Linked DNA regions of Mus musculus: region 2 is linked to region 1. Evidence: chromatin contacts called from ENCODE Hi-C or POLR2A ChIA-PET data. All regions are on one chromosome and are shown on one strand. Each heading gives the region's core, a stretch centred on a gene start or an enhancer-like site at or near the end of the contact. The rest is flanking DNA. Distances are from core to core; before and after follow the strand shown. Region 1 holds the start of Ddx54 (DEAD box helicase 54). Region 2 holds the start of Rasal1 (RAS protein activator like 1 (GAP1 like)).

Evidence for each region. Hi-C counts contacts between places; a loop is a spot of excess contacts on that map. ChIA-PET counts read pairs that join two places held with the same protein, here RNA polymerase II (POLR2A).
Region 2: a loop to region 1 is called in a map of mature B cell, with 1.8 times the contacts of the local background. The contact joins the promoter of Rasal1 here to the promoter of Ddx54 in region 1. A Hi-C loop is called at or near these places in 13 of 37 maps with a recorded cell type or tissue (CH12.LX, T-helper 1 cell, T-helper 17 cell and 5 more). POLR2A ChIA-PET finds 5 or more read pairs at or near these places in 3 of 5 experiments (Patski and embryonic stem cell).

What each region holds. Positions count from the first base shown.
Region 1 is chr5:120,608,287-120,614,989 of GRCm38, reverse strand. It overlaps Ddx54 (DEAD box helicase 54), which reads right to left and starts at 1,860. Exons shown (of 20, transcript NM_028041.2): 1 at 1,684-1,860. The coding sequence starts at 1,854. Rita1 (RBPJ interacting and tubulin associated 1) reads left to right here and starts at 2,401. Exons shown (of 3, transcript NM_029096.3): 1 at 2,401-2,716; 2 at 3,261-3,612; 3 at 5,028-5,932. The coding sequence starts at 3,344. The coding sequence ends at 5,520.
Region 2 is chr5:120,644,555-120,651,004 of GRCm38, reverse strand. It overlaps Rasal1 (RAS protein activator like 1 (GAP1 like)), which reads right to left and starts at 2,193. Exons shown (of 22, transcript NM_001359144.1): 1 at 2,095-2,193; 2 at 1,471-1,617. The coding sequence starts at 1,535.

The DNA.
Region 1 (6,703 bases), core at 611-3,110:
CACGCCTTTAATCCCAGCACTTGGGAGGTAAAGGCAGGTGAATTTTTGTTTGAAGATAAATTAGGCCAAGATTACTTGAAAGACACAGACATGCCTAGCACAGACAGGGCCCTAGGTTTGGTCTCTAACCCTGCCCAAACTAAAGGTGTGTGTGTTGGGGGTGGGGAATGAAAAAGGCTGTCCCAGCTGGGCATGGTGGTGCACGCCTTTAATCCCAGCACTTGGAAGGCAGAGGCAGGCGGATTTCTGAGTTCGAAGCCAGCCTGGTCTACAAAGTGAGTTCCAGGACAGCTAGAACTATACAGAGAAACTCTGTCTCGAAAAAACAAAAAACAAAAAACAAAAAACAAAAAAAAAAAAAAAGAAAGAAAAGAAAAGAAAAGAAAGAAAAAGGCTTTCCCCACTGATCCTAAGTCAACAGACTCTGCACCCAATGTAATATTCTGGTTTCATTGCACCGCACAAAGATGTTGGGTTTTTTCTTTTTGTTTTTTTAGTTTTTGTTTTTTGTTTGTTTATTTGTTTGTTTGTTTTTCGAGACAGGGTTTCTCTGTATAGCCCTGGCTATCCTGGAACTCACTCTGTAGACCAGGCTGGCCTCGAACTCAGAAATCCACCTGCCTCTGCCTCCCGAGTGCTGGGATTAAAAGCGTGTGCCACCACTGCCCGGCTTGCTTTTTTTCATCTTTATTTATTTATTTTTGGTGGAGGGTAATGGTACAGTGTGAACTTGGCTGCTCTCCCGTTCATATTTACATCAGGTGTGCGACAAGCCCTTTAATAAGCATGTGTTTCCCGGGTTGGAGGAGCCTTTGGGTTTTTTTGTACAGCAAAATATTAAGAATTGGTGGTGGCGCTCTTACCAGCTCAGGGTGGCCTTGGACTCCTGATCCTCCTGCCGCCACCACTCCTACCCTGGGAGCTAAGATTACAGGTGTGTGCCACAATACCTGCTTTTACCTGGTGATGGCCTTCAAACCCAGGGCTCTGCACACGCCAGGCAAGCGCTCTATCAACAAAGCTACATTCAGAGCCCACAGGCTGGGTTTTGACTTGTAAAGTTTATTACGTCTTACTACAGCCAGCCTGTGCCGGACTGGGCCTCAGCAAAACCCTTGGTCTGAACCACGGGAGCAGCCTTCTTGTATTTGCCAATGAACACCAGCGTTCTCATTGCCTCTAGCTGTCTCTGCACATTTACTGACCACTTAACGAGTGCAGCTCATTGACTGAGCTGGGAAGGAGAAATGGAGAACCAGATATACCCGCTATGCACAAGACGATGGGCGTCATGAACGATAGGCTTTTGTGCCCCACTTGGTGATCACACCTATCCCCCAAGATGAATACAACTGGAACCGGACCATCCCCAGTTCCAATCCTGCTGTCCTCCCTGACATTGCTGGTGAGCCTGGCATAGCTAGAGCACGACATAAGTCCGTAAATACTAGTTTAGTTTAAAACCGGCTTCTCAGAAGAGTGGTCCGGCCTTCCCTTTAATTTTCTCATCTAAGACCGCCCCAAACTCAGGCGGACCTTCCGCACTTGCACTTTCTATTGGCTGCGTAAACTCGAGCCCGTCCCCCACGCGAAGGGACCCAATGAGGGACCGCGATTAGTGAGACGGACAAGCGGAAGGGCGCAGGCCGAGAGCCCGAACAGGGAGCCCCCTCGCGCTCTTACCTTCCTCGCCCGGGCGTCATCCTCCGCCTGGATCTCGAACTCGCCGTCATCCGAGTCGCTGTCGCGGCCTTGGGAAGCCCCAGTTCGGCGTTTCCGCAGCCTCTTCTTCTTCCACGGCGCCATGGTGGGACGCGACGGCGGGCCAGGTCCCACACGTCTGCCAGCAGCCATGCGGGCCGGGCTCTTAGACCCGGAAGAGGGCGGGGCCTAAGGGACGCGTCGACTGCGCGGGGGCGGAGCCTGTGAGACGCAAGAGCGGCGTCGAGAATCCAGGTTTCACCCGTAGGGCGGGGCCGGGCCTGAGGAAACCAACCAACTTCGCAGGGGCGGAGCGTCAACATGGCTTTATCAATGGGCGAAGCCAGAAGGAGGAACCAACAGAACGGGGGCGGGGCCTAAGTGGTGTACCAGCCGGGCAGAGGCGAGGCCTGAGGGACATACCAACTGGTGGGGGCGGAATGTGTCAACTGAACCGTGATAGATGCTTAAGGGACCTACTAACTGCGCGAATGCCAAGCTGTGAGAGATGTGGTAACTGTAAAGAGAGCAGGACCTGAGGGACATAACAACTGAACGTGTGGACAAACTCGAGGAATGTACCAACCACGCAAGGTTGACCCTACCAAGGGGCGGGGCCTAATGGATGTACAGATGAGGCTGGGGGTGTGGCCTGTGGAACGTACCATCAGCGCGAGGGCGGGGTATAGGGACGTACCAGTGCGCAGGGGTGGGGCGTCGCACCGGTTGCCCAGCAAGGGATGCGGGTGGGCGCGTGTCGCTGTGGCGCCCTTGCTGATTCTGTGCTATGAGGCTTTAAATGTGGCGGAGACAGAGCTTTCTGGCCGGAGGCTCCAGGAGAAAAAGCACCAGGCATGGAGATCCCGTGACGCCTGCGCTTTCAGCTCTGTAAGCTGGCCGGTGCGTTGCTACTCTGCTGTTGGGAGCCTGAGCTGGACTCGGGGAAAATGCATTTCGTATGAGACTGGTTGGCGAGGACTGGAACGCACCACGTTTGCAAAGCGCTTTGCACAAGGTAGGAATGGGGGGCGACAGTAGCTTGGGAGCCCCTTTCCCTCTTCCACCCTAATTAGTTTGTCTGGTTGGTGCCATTCCCCTGCACGCCCGCAGTCGTACTATATTTGTTGAGCATACACTGTAGGGTGTAATTGTGTATTTACTTATTCATTAAATATTTGCTGACGGCATTTTCTCCCGTCTTCACAACTAAAAAGACAGTGCCTGCTTTAGCCTGACCCATGCACCTCAGACGCCAGGCGATCGTGCAGTTCTCCGTGGGAAGTAGAAGCGGGAGGATCCGGAGTTAAAGGTCATTCTTGGCTATATAATAAAGTTTAATATAGTGAGTTTCAGGCCACCTTGGACTACTGAAATTGGGTGTCGGGGACGGGCAAGAAAGTGAAGCACTTCCAAGGTGTCCACTGAACAACAGTAGTCCTTTGAGAAAAACCAGTCGCTTTCCCTCAGCAAGAAAAAGCCCTTTTTGCCCTTGGGCTTGTTATTCCAAGCTGCTGCTCTTACTTGGAAAAGCTGATTGCTCATTCCGACCCCTATTACAGGGAGCCCTGGAGGCTGAGTCTGTCAGGCACACCACACCCACTGGGCAACGTGAAGACCCCGGTGGCACCGGCCCAGCAGCGGAATGAAAGCCCTCCACCTTCAGCACCGCAGTCCCACCAGCTACAGGGTCAAGGCCAGGGCATCCTATGTGGATGAGACCCTGTTTGGCAGCCCAGCAAGAACCAGACCTGCCCAACCAGACTTTGACCCACCCTGGGTGCAGAATTGTAACCGATCCAGAGGAGTGGGCCCAGGACCACCGAAGGGCTCTCTGGCCAAGAGAGACTGTGAGTCCCCCTCTTCCAGGGGCAGCACCCCAAACCTCACACCAAGGAAGAAAAACAAATACAGGTAAGGTGGGGGGTGCACTCCTGTTTTAAGGGTGGCTGTCTTGGTCCCTTTCCTGGTTGCCGTGATAAAATACTCTTGGCAGAAGGAACTTGGGCAAGAAAGGGTTTGAGTTGCTCTCCTTGGTTATAAGAAGTCACAGCAGTGTGGGGTGGAGATGGTTGGTCACATTGCATGCTCAGCACACTCTCTTGCTTTTATTCAGTCCCAGGGTATCTGACCCCCATCCCCCGCTTCTGACACCCCAGGCATGTGCAGGTAAAACACTAGTACTAAGGGGAAGGTCTATCGTAGGTATGGCAGCGGGCCAGCCTGACATAGCTGATTGCTCTCTGCCACTCTCCTTCCTGATGATCCCAGATCTTGCCAAGTTGGCAATTGAAACTGACCACCAGAGTAGCCGTCAGGTCTCCTGGAACAGCTTGTTAGGGACCTGTTGTGTGGCCATGGCCAAGCGCCTTGGTTCTTTTTTTTTTTTTTTTTTTTTTTAGATTTATTTTATGTATATGAGTACACTGTAGCTGTACAGATGGTTGTGAGCCTTCATGTGGTTGTTGGGAATTGAATTTAGGACCTGGACCTCTGCTTGCTCCAGTCTTCCCCGCTCACTTGGACCAACCCTGTTTTCTCTGGTCCGTCCCACTCTCTCAGCCCTGGTTGCTCCGGCCCAAAGATTTATTTATTATTGTACATAAGTACACTGTAACTGTCTTCAGACAGCACCAGAAGAGGGTGTCAGATCTCATTACGGGTGGTTGTGAGCCACCATGTGGTTGCTGGGATTTGAACTCAGGACCTGTGGAAGAGCAGTTGGTGCTCTTACCCACTGAGCCATCTCGCCAGCCCCATAAAAATTTATTAAAGGAGATTCTGGGGAGGAGGGGAACTATTCAAGCAAAAATAATGTATTTCTGCTGAGCTCACATAGACTTTTTTGGAAAAGTACATTTATATTTGGTTGTTTTGGGATGGGAGGGATGTGCACTGGTAAAGGCCAAAGGACAACTTGTTGGAGTCAGTTCTTTCCTTCTACTACGTGCATGCGGAGGATCAAACTCAGGCTGCAGGCCGCCAGTCTTGGCCACAAGCACCCTTACCCACTGAGCCTTTTTGCTGTCCCTAAGCGACAGTGTCTGCTACTTCTGTTTATGTGGCACTTAATGGGCCTAATCACTCCCATTAATCTGGAGCTGAGCAGATTCAGGAAGGGGTCTGTCATCTGTCCTTTTGTCTCCAGGAGAAGAGAGCGGGAAGCCCTGAGCTGCTTTGGACCTATACCTGTCATTGTATTAAAGAATGTCAGGCTTATTTGTGGGTACCAGGCAGGCTCTGCTGCCTTACTTTATCGTGGGAAGTGAGGTTGCAGAGGGCTTTAGGATCATCGCCACCACCGGTCACAGTGCCCTTCCCTTTTTCAGGCTGATTGGCCATGCCCCATCCTACTGCGATGAGTCACTGTTTGGCACTAGCAAGGAGGGGTCTCGGATGGCCGTGGGGGATGCTGCAAAGCTCCGGACCCTTTTCTGGACCCCACCAGCCACCCCTAGGGGCAGCCACACACCTTGCCCCAGGGAGACCCCTCTGCGAGCCATTCACCCAGCTGGACCCTCCAGGACAGAGCCCAGAGTGACTGCAGGCTCCCAGATGTCATCCCAGGATGGGTTGTGTGTTCCCTGCTCTCTGGGACAGAGGCGGTCCCATTCACTCACCCACCTAACTGTCCCCAGCACGGGTCATCCAGCTTCCAGTGCTCCCCAGACCAATGGGCCTTGGAGTCCCCGGCCTAACACATCAGGGGCGACTGTCCAGAGTCCCCTGGTCACTTCCAAGGCATGCTCAGGTCGTGTTTCGGGGCCAGCTCCCCCTCGGCGAGGGGCCTGTCCTCCCAAGCCGAAGCCTCCTTGGAAGTGAGATTCTCGTCAGGGATGCTTTTGGCCCAAAGCCAGGACTCAAGCTCGGGTGGGGTCCTATAGAGACAACGGTCCCCAGGGCCTCCAGATGCTGGAAACGCCTCCACGGGGTGCCACGGTGAGGATGGGCCATATTGTCCTAGTCCCCACAAGCTCAGGATGTCCCCAGCCTTCTCTGAAGGGTGTTTGGGGTCCTTGAGATGTTGTCTCTCTAGCGGTGTCTCAGCCGCCTTCTGCATCGGTGCCAAGCCCCACCCAGCTCCCTGCAAAGGAGTATGTTTTTTACAGTGATCTGGAGGCTCTGAGGAAGTGTCCTGGGCTGTGCGTGGACCCAAGTGGGTGGGACATGGGAAGACATTATTTTAGTATTCATGTATTTATTCCATGTATTAAATGAATTTGGATCACTAAAATCGGTAGTGTGTTACTTTTTCCCCGTTAAGTAAAGGTCTCAGTCGACCTCAATAGGGGTAAACTAGACAGCAGGTGATCAGAGGATGTGATTAGATGTGACAGAAATGTCAGTGACTGCTAAGGTCTGAAGACCTCAAGGCTCTGTCTGCCCGCCCGGTCCATCAACTCTACACACATGGGTTTGTGAGTGGTTCTTGTCCACCCCGGGACATAGTAAGAGTCCTTGGCTAGCAATTGTCTTGTTGGGCAGCGGGGATATAGCTCGTGGTAGAGTGTTTGCCTAGCATATGTGAATGGCACCTGGATTCAGTCACCAGCAACCCCCAGCCCAACAAAACAACAGGGCTCAGTGATGAGCCGAGTAGAGAGACCCCTGGGTGCTCAGCACTGCCCACAGGCTGCAGGGGCCCCTGGGCCTCAAGCTTCACCCAAGGTCCTGCATCCTTCCTTGGATGATGGGCCTAGGACCTTGAGCCTCTCCTTGCCCCCTCCCTCCCTGAACATTCCAGAGAGCCCAGTGGGTATCTCACCCCTGTCTAGGGGTAGCCAGGCCCAGGGACATATATAATGACCTGCAGAGGTGCCCCAGCCATGCCTGGACACAGACATGCTTTGTGCTTTAGCCATGTAGGGTATTGAAGCTTCTAGAACTTTCATGAAGAATTGGTTGGTTTCCCTCCTGTTTGTCTGTCCCATCCTTCCATGTTGAGAAGACACAGGCTAGAAACATTCTTCCGTCTACACTGAAGGAGAGCTGAAGCTCAGGGTGA
Region 2 (6,450 bases), core at 944-3,443, 36 kb before region 1:
AGATCCCTTTTAAAGAAGGGAGCCGACCACGAGAGAAACTGAGGCTTGGTGCTCAGCAGGCCACAGAGATACCTCTTCAGCCTTGCTCTGGGTCACAGTCAACCCCAGAGCTTACCTTGGCCAGAAAACTGGAGGGACAGGGGTGAGCCAAGATGCAAGAAAGCCCCTTCCCGAAGAATCATGGAGCCCTTGAGCCTGTGTCCTAGCCCGGTGGCTACATCTGTCACCAGCTCATAATACTCTCCCAAGACTGGTTTACCAGGTGGAGTTCAGTGAAGCAAAAGCCCTGTTTCTAGGCAGGTCCCTTCCATCAGCCACTAACTGCCAAATCTCCACTCCTGCCCTGCACTTCTGTAGTCTCCAATGCTCATCTTGAAGTGGGTGGCTCAAAGCTTTTACTTCAGGTGTGTATTTATTTGTGGTAGCTAACCAGGAAGGTGGGGTACTAAAAGTACTCAAAACAGCTCCCCTCTTGGCACAGCTACAGTTTGGAGGGTGCCAAGGAGGCTCCCCAAAAGCAAAGACGTATGCAGAATCTGCAGCTAGGGTAGTTGGGAGTTTTACCCAAGAATGGTCTCTAGGTCCCACCATGCCTGCTCATCTTTCTACAGCTGACCTCCTAGTCAGTGTCTTCCACTCTCCCAGATGGACACAGGATCTAACAGCAGCTCTTTCCAGCACTACACGACCCAGATGGGACACCAAAGGCCAGCAAGAGGCAGGTTCAAGGTCACTTAACACACCTCCGCCCAAGGATCCTGACACCTGGCTCAGGTGCTGACACCTCCAAAGCCCCTTCTGGCTTTGGACCAAGCAGGAGGGGGTAACCCGCTCCATCCACCCGCCCCCAGCCCCATTCTGCTGAGTCAGCACTTGTTGACTCCGCCCCGGAGAACCAGAGCCAAGGACAGGGGCCGAGGAGCCCAGCGCCCCCAGACCTATCACACGTGCACCTGCGAGTGTCTCTTAGATCACTTGGAGATCTGAGATAGTCCACCCTAGGTTTGCAGGTACAAAACCGGGGTTCCGGGTTAGAGGACCACCTGGTGAAGCGCTGCAAATCTAAACACCACCCCTAAGGCATGAAAAATCTTGGGGTCAGTCTGGATCACAGCCCTCAGGGGCTCTACCCCTAGTGGTCTCTGGATAGCCTCTTCTGTCGCTCGGAGAAGCCCCACCTCCAACACCTGCTGGAGCTAAGGAAGGGATCGCTCAACCCCCTCCTAGGCTCTAAGAGTACCCAGTCCAGAGCTCCTTTAACCCGTCCTGTAAGACCCACTTGGGGACATCCTAGAACAAAGACACCCTCCTTCCCGGGGGTGGGGTGGAGGTGGAGGGAGCAAGGTGCCGCACCTGCTAAGCCTGGGCGCCCCCTCCCACAGAATAGGGAGGGCGGATCCCCAGCAGCGGGTCCTAAACAGGGCTCCCCACAACCCTTCTACGCACCCCAGTGGGCACCCGGGGACTCACACGTCCTTGGCGGGCAGTGCTCGTCCCTCCACCACGCGGATACTCAGCGAGCCGCTCTTGGCCATGTCGCACAGTCCCAAACTTTCCAGGCAAGGAGTCTGCCGAGGTTCTGAGGCTGGACCAGGAGGTGACCCTACATGTCATCAGCTGCGGGCCAAGCACGCTGTCAGCCGGTTCCCACGTGTCCGGGTCTGGGGTGCGAGTGGGCTGGATGCAGGGCTAGGAGGGAGGCGTGCTGGGTCCCGGAAGGGGACATGCGTCCAGAGCTACAGGTAGCTGTGCGCTGCGATCTGGGCAGGCTGAGCCAGGCGTCTGCCGCCCGGGAGGTCCCTCCCGATCCCGCCCCCCGCAGCTGCCCCGCCCGCCCTGAACCCCTACGCGAGCGCCCCCTGCTGGCACCCCAGGCTACTGCACTCAGCCGGGGACCCCCCAGGCGCTATGGGTCAAGGGGTGGGGTGGAGGAGGCGCGAGCAGTCAAGCAGGGCTGCAGGCTGTTACTGAGCTTATTTTGAACCCTCCAAGAACCCGGGTGTCTCCTGCCGGCCCTCAACCCAGCACCTCCACACCTCTCCCACCTCCTCCACCTGCCACCCCAACACCAGCCTCGGGGTCCCGGAACAGTACTCTCTCTGGGCGGCAGGCGGCGCACGCTCCCTGGGGGTCTGATGCGAGTGGAGGGAGGGACCTCGAACATCCCCTTGCATCTTCTCTTCGTCTCCAATTAAACCCGGAGTGTGCCAGCGGAGGCTCCCACGTCACCGGCTGCCACTGCGGGGGAGGAAGCCGCGGCCGCAGGGGGAGGGGAGGCGCGGAGATAACACCGCCCGGGCGGCACGATAAGAGCCATCTGCAATCCTCGAACACTTAACCAAGTTCCAGGCACGGCTTGAGCCTTTCATGGGGATTATCTCAGTTTTGAGCCCTCGGCAACTCTGTATGTCATGGGAGCCCTCTATCTATGGATTTAAAAACAAAACAAAACAAAAAACCAAAATAAACACACACACACAAATTGGGGTCCTGAGAGGTGGGGGACACTTGCCAGAAGTCTCCTTTCTGGGTTTGAGTTCTGACTCTGCTGCCATTTGGTAGATGTGGTAATGCCTGGTCTTAGATGAGTCAGTCACTTAACCTCTCTGTTCCTCGGTTTAGTTTTCTCATCTGTTCAGGGAGCATGACACGACACGTGTCTCATTTACAGGGTTGAGAGAGAATTAAATGAGATACTCCCACACGGGCCTCAGAAGAGTGGTACACACCTAATCAGGCACAGAGCATACGGTATTTTTTGTTGTTCTTCTTCTTCAAGGTGTGCCTTAAATGTCACGTCTCCTGGCAAGGCTTTTAGGAGGCCCTTCCACACCCCCCACGCAAAGCTCTTCTTCCTTTTTCCTCCGTTCCCAAGATGCTTTGTGCCTTTGCGAGTTTTAAATGGGATCATGTGAACAGAAGGCTTGTCCCAGGGTAGACGCTGGCAGAGCTACCTTCCTTCTCGAAGTCTGTGGTTTAACTAACTGGGGAGTATTCAGAAAGGCTGGCAAGGGCAACTTAGGGCCGGGCACCCATGGGAGTGCAGAATGAGGTCACCTGCAACTGCCCTGACTGGCAGGACTGGGAGCACCTGCCTAGCCCTGGGAGCACCTGCCCAGCCCCTGGAACTGGAGCCACCTAGTGGTCTGAATACCCTCCCTCCCCCTCTTCCCAGCCAGCACCCATTCCAGATGGAAGTGAGCTGGTACCCTGGAATTCTATCCTGGTGGGTTTCCGGGAAGACCACAGCAGGCCAACCCAGGGATGACCCAGGGTTGAGTCCAAAACTGCAGCAGCCCCTCCTCCTCCACCCCTGCCTCCCCCACCCCCACCCCCCACCCCCTGCCTACCACCATCTGCAGCAGTAACTCTACGTTTTTCTGGGGAGGAAGAAGATTTGCCCTGTGGTTTCCCTGCACACACACACACACACACACACACACACACACCTGGACAGACACCTTTGCCTGGGTATTTTGCCCCTAGGGTTATAGAGACAAGTCATCCAGGTCCCCGGGCACCCTGATGGAGTGTCCAGATTCCATGACGTACTGGCCAAACACAGCCATCATTAATCCATATTCCAAAGTGAACAGGAAGCCCTACTTCTAATTTTCCTAACTCTAAACCCGCAGTGGGATCTGTCCAGTCCAGCTAGGCCACCAAGGACCAGCTCTGTCACCTCCCTCCTACTTGACACCAGGTCCTCTGGCACAGGGGCCACAATCTCTACATTCTCTATATGACCCTCCCTGACTACTTCCTGTTGTTCTAAGAAACCTTGAACTAAAACAGGCGGGAGGCTGGAATGGAATCCTGCTCAGACAACCCCGATCCAGGACCCAAAAGGGAAAAGACAGCCAGGGAGGGTATGTATGACTTGCTGGGAGCCAGCAGCCAAGACAGAAAGAAGAGACCCTGGCAGCCATCAGTTTCACACAAGACCCAATCATGTCCCCTTCACATGGCTAGTATGAGGCCAGCTGTTCCAGCTGTTCTAAGTATACAGTAGGTGCTTATGAACCCCTCTCCCAATCTTCTTAAGGGAAAAAAAACACAGTCCTTGCTAGCTCTCTGCCATGTCTAGCATCTATGGCTGCAGACATCATGTAGACACTTAGGTGAAGCCAGGGTGTGATGGTATGCACCTGTAATGGCAGAACAGGAGGCTGAGCCAGAAAGATCGTGAAGTACGGGCTAGCCTGGGCTACAAAGGCTAAAAAAATAAATAAATTAGTGTCTGGGGCTGCCGCCCAGTTGGTAGCATGGTGCCCCAGGGTGGCACACAACTGTAAAACCAGCACTTGGAAGACAGCAGGAGGAGGATTAGAAGTTCAAGGTCATCTTTGGCTATTTGGTAAGTTTAAGGCCAGCCTGGGCTACACCTCTAAATAAATAAAGCCTTAGGTGGAGAAAGTTCTAGTTGAAGGTCTTCTTCAGGGAAGGGGTCTTCTTAATGAATCCCGGCACTGGATGATCTCAGGCAGGTGAGTTACCCTCTCGATGCCTCTGTTTCTTCCTGTGTGAGTTGAAGCTGCTACCAACACCCATGTCACTGAATGCATGAGGGTGTGGAGGAAATGCCAGAGGCTTCAGCACACCTGGTATACAGCAAGTGCCTACTAAGTGTCATGGCCATCATGAAGAATCCCCAAGCCTTCAGTACACCTGGTATACAGCAAGTGCCCACTAAGTGTCATGCTCATCACGGAGAATCCCAGCTCACTCTGGAGCCTGGAAATCCCACCTTGGCTTAACACCAAGGCTGGACCTTGAGGATGTGCCAGCCCCAGCCCCCCCTCTCCCCCCAGTTCCAGGGATGGAGGAAGTGCCACCTTCTATCTAGCTAGAGGAAGTTCCCGTTCTGGACTGCGGATCTGGGGGAATCTGGATTTTGTTTTTTTGTTCTTTTAATCCAAGCAGAGAGATCCAAAGATCAGAGTTCTGCCCGCCCTTGTAGGCTCATTGCCCAGACCTGGCTGAAACCAGCACTTCACCCCCGTGTGTGACATGCTCCGCCAGGGCCCAGAGAAGCTCACAGACTCTGAGCAGAGCATCCCTGCCCTAACGTCATTGAGTGAGCCTATCTCAAAAAAGAAAGAAAGAAAGAAAGAAAGAAAGAAAGAAAGAAAGAAAGAAAGAAAGAAAGAAAGGAAGGAAGGAAGGAAGGAAGGAAGGAAGGAAGGAAGGAAGAAAGAAAGAAAGAAAGAAAGAAAGAAAGAAAGAAAGGAAGGGCTGGCAAGATGGCTCAACAGCTAAGAGCACTGACTGCTCTTCCGAAGGTCCTGAGTTCAAATCCCAGCAACCACATGGTGGCTCACAACCACCCATAATGAGATCTGATGCCCTCTTCTGGTATATCAGAAGTCAGCTAATAATAATAAATGAATCTTTGGGCCAGAGCAAGGACTGAGCGAGTGGGACTGACCAGAGCGAGCAGAGGTTCTAAAAATTCAACCCTGACAACCACATGAAGGCTCACAATCACCTCTACAGCTACCATGTTCTCACATACATAAAATAAATAAATAATAAAAAATCTTTAAAAAAAAAAGAAAAGAAAGAAAAGAAAGAAAGGAAGGAAGGACAGAAGGAAGGAAGGAAGGAAGGAAGGAAGGAAGGAAGGAAGGAAGGAAGAAAAGAGAAAAAGAAAGGAGAGAGAGAGAGAGAACAATACAAGCAGACACCCAATGTATGTACATACTTTATATTTTTATTTAAAGGAAGACTATCACTCCAGAGGCAGAGGCAGGTGGATTTCTGAGTTCGAGGCCAGCCTGGTCCGCAAAGTGAGTTCCAGGACAGCCAGGGCTACACAGAGAAACCTTGTCTCAAAAAATCAATAAAATAAAATAAAATAAAATAAAATAAAATAAAATAAAATAAATGAAGACTATAAGTTTGAGGCCAGCCTGGGCTACATCTTGAGAATCTGTTTGTAAAAGAAAAACAAAAATTTGGAAGTTCATTCATGCTTCCTTCAGGTTTTTTTGGTTTTTTTTGTTTGTTTGTTTGATTGATTCTCTTTCTTTCTTTCTTTCTTTCTTTCTTTCTTTCGTTCTTTCGTTCTTTCTTTCTTTCTCTTTCTCTCTTTCTCTTTCTTTCCTTCTTTCTTTCTTTCTTTCTCTTCCTCTTTCTTTCTTTCTCTCTTTCTCTTTCTTTCCTTCTTTCTTTCTTTCTTTCTTCCTTTCTTTCTTTCTTTCTCTTCCTCTTTCTTTCTTTCTTTCTTTCTTTCTTTCTTTCTTTCTTTCTTCATGTATGTGAGTACACTGTAGCTGTCTTCAGCCACCCCATAAGAGGGCATCAGATCCCATTACAGATGGCTGTGAGCCACCATGTGGCTGCTAGGAATTGAACTCAGAACTTCTGGAAGAACAGCCAGTGCTTGTAACCTCTGAGCCATCTCCCTAGCCCCTTCCATCAGTTTTAAAAAGAACATTTCTGTCTTCC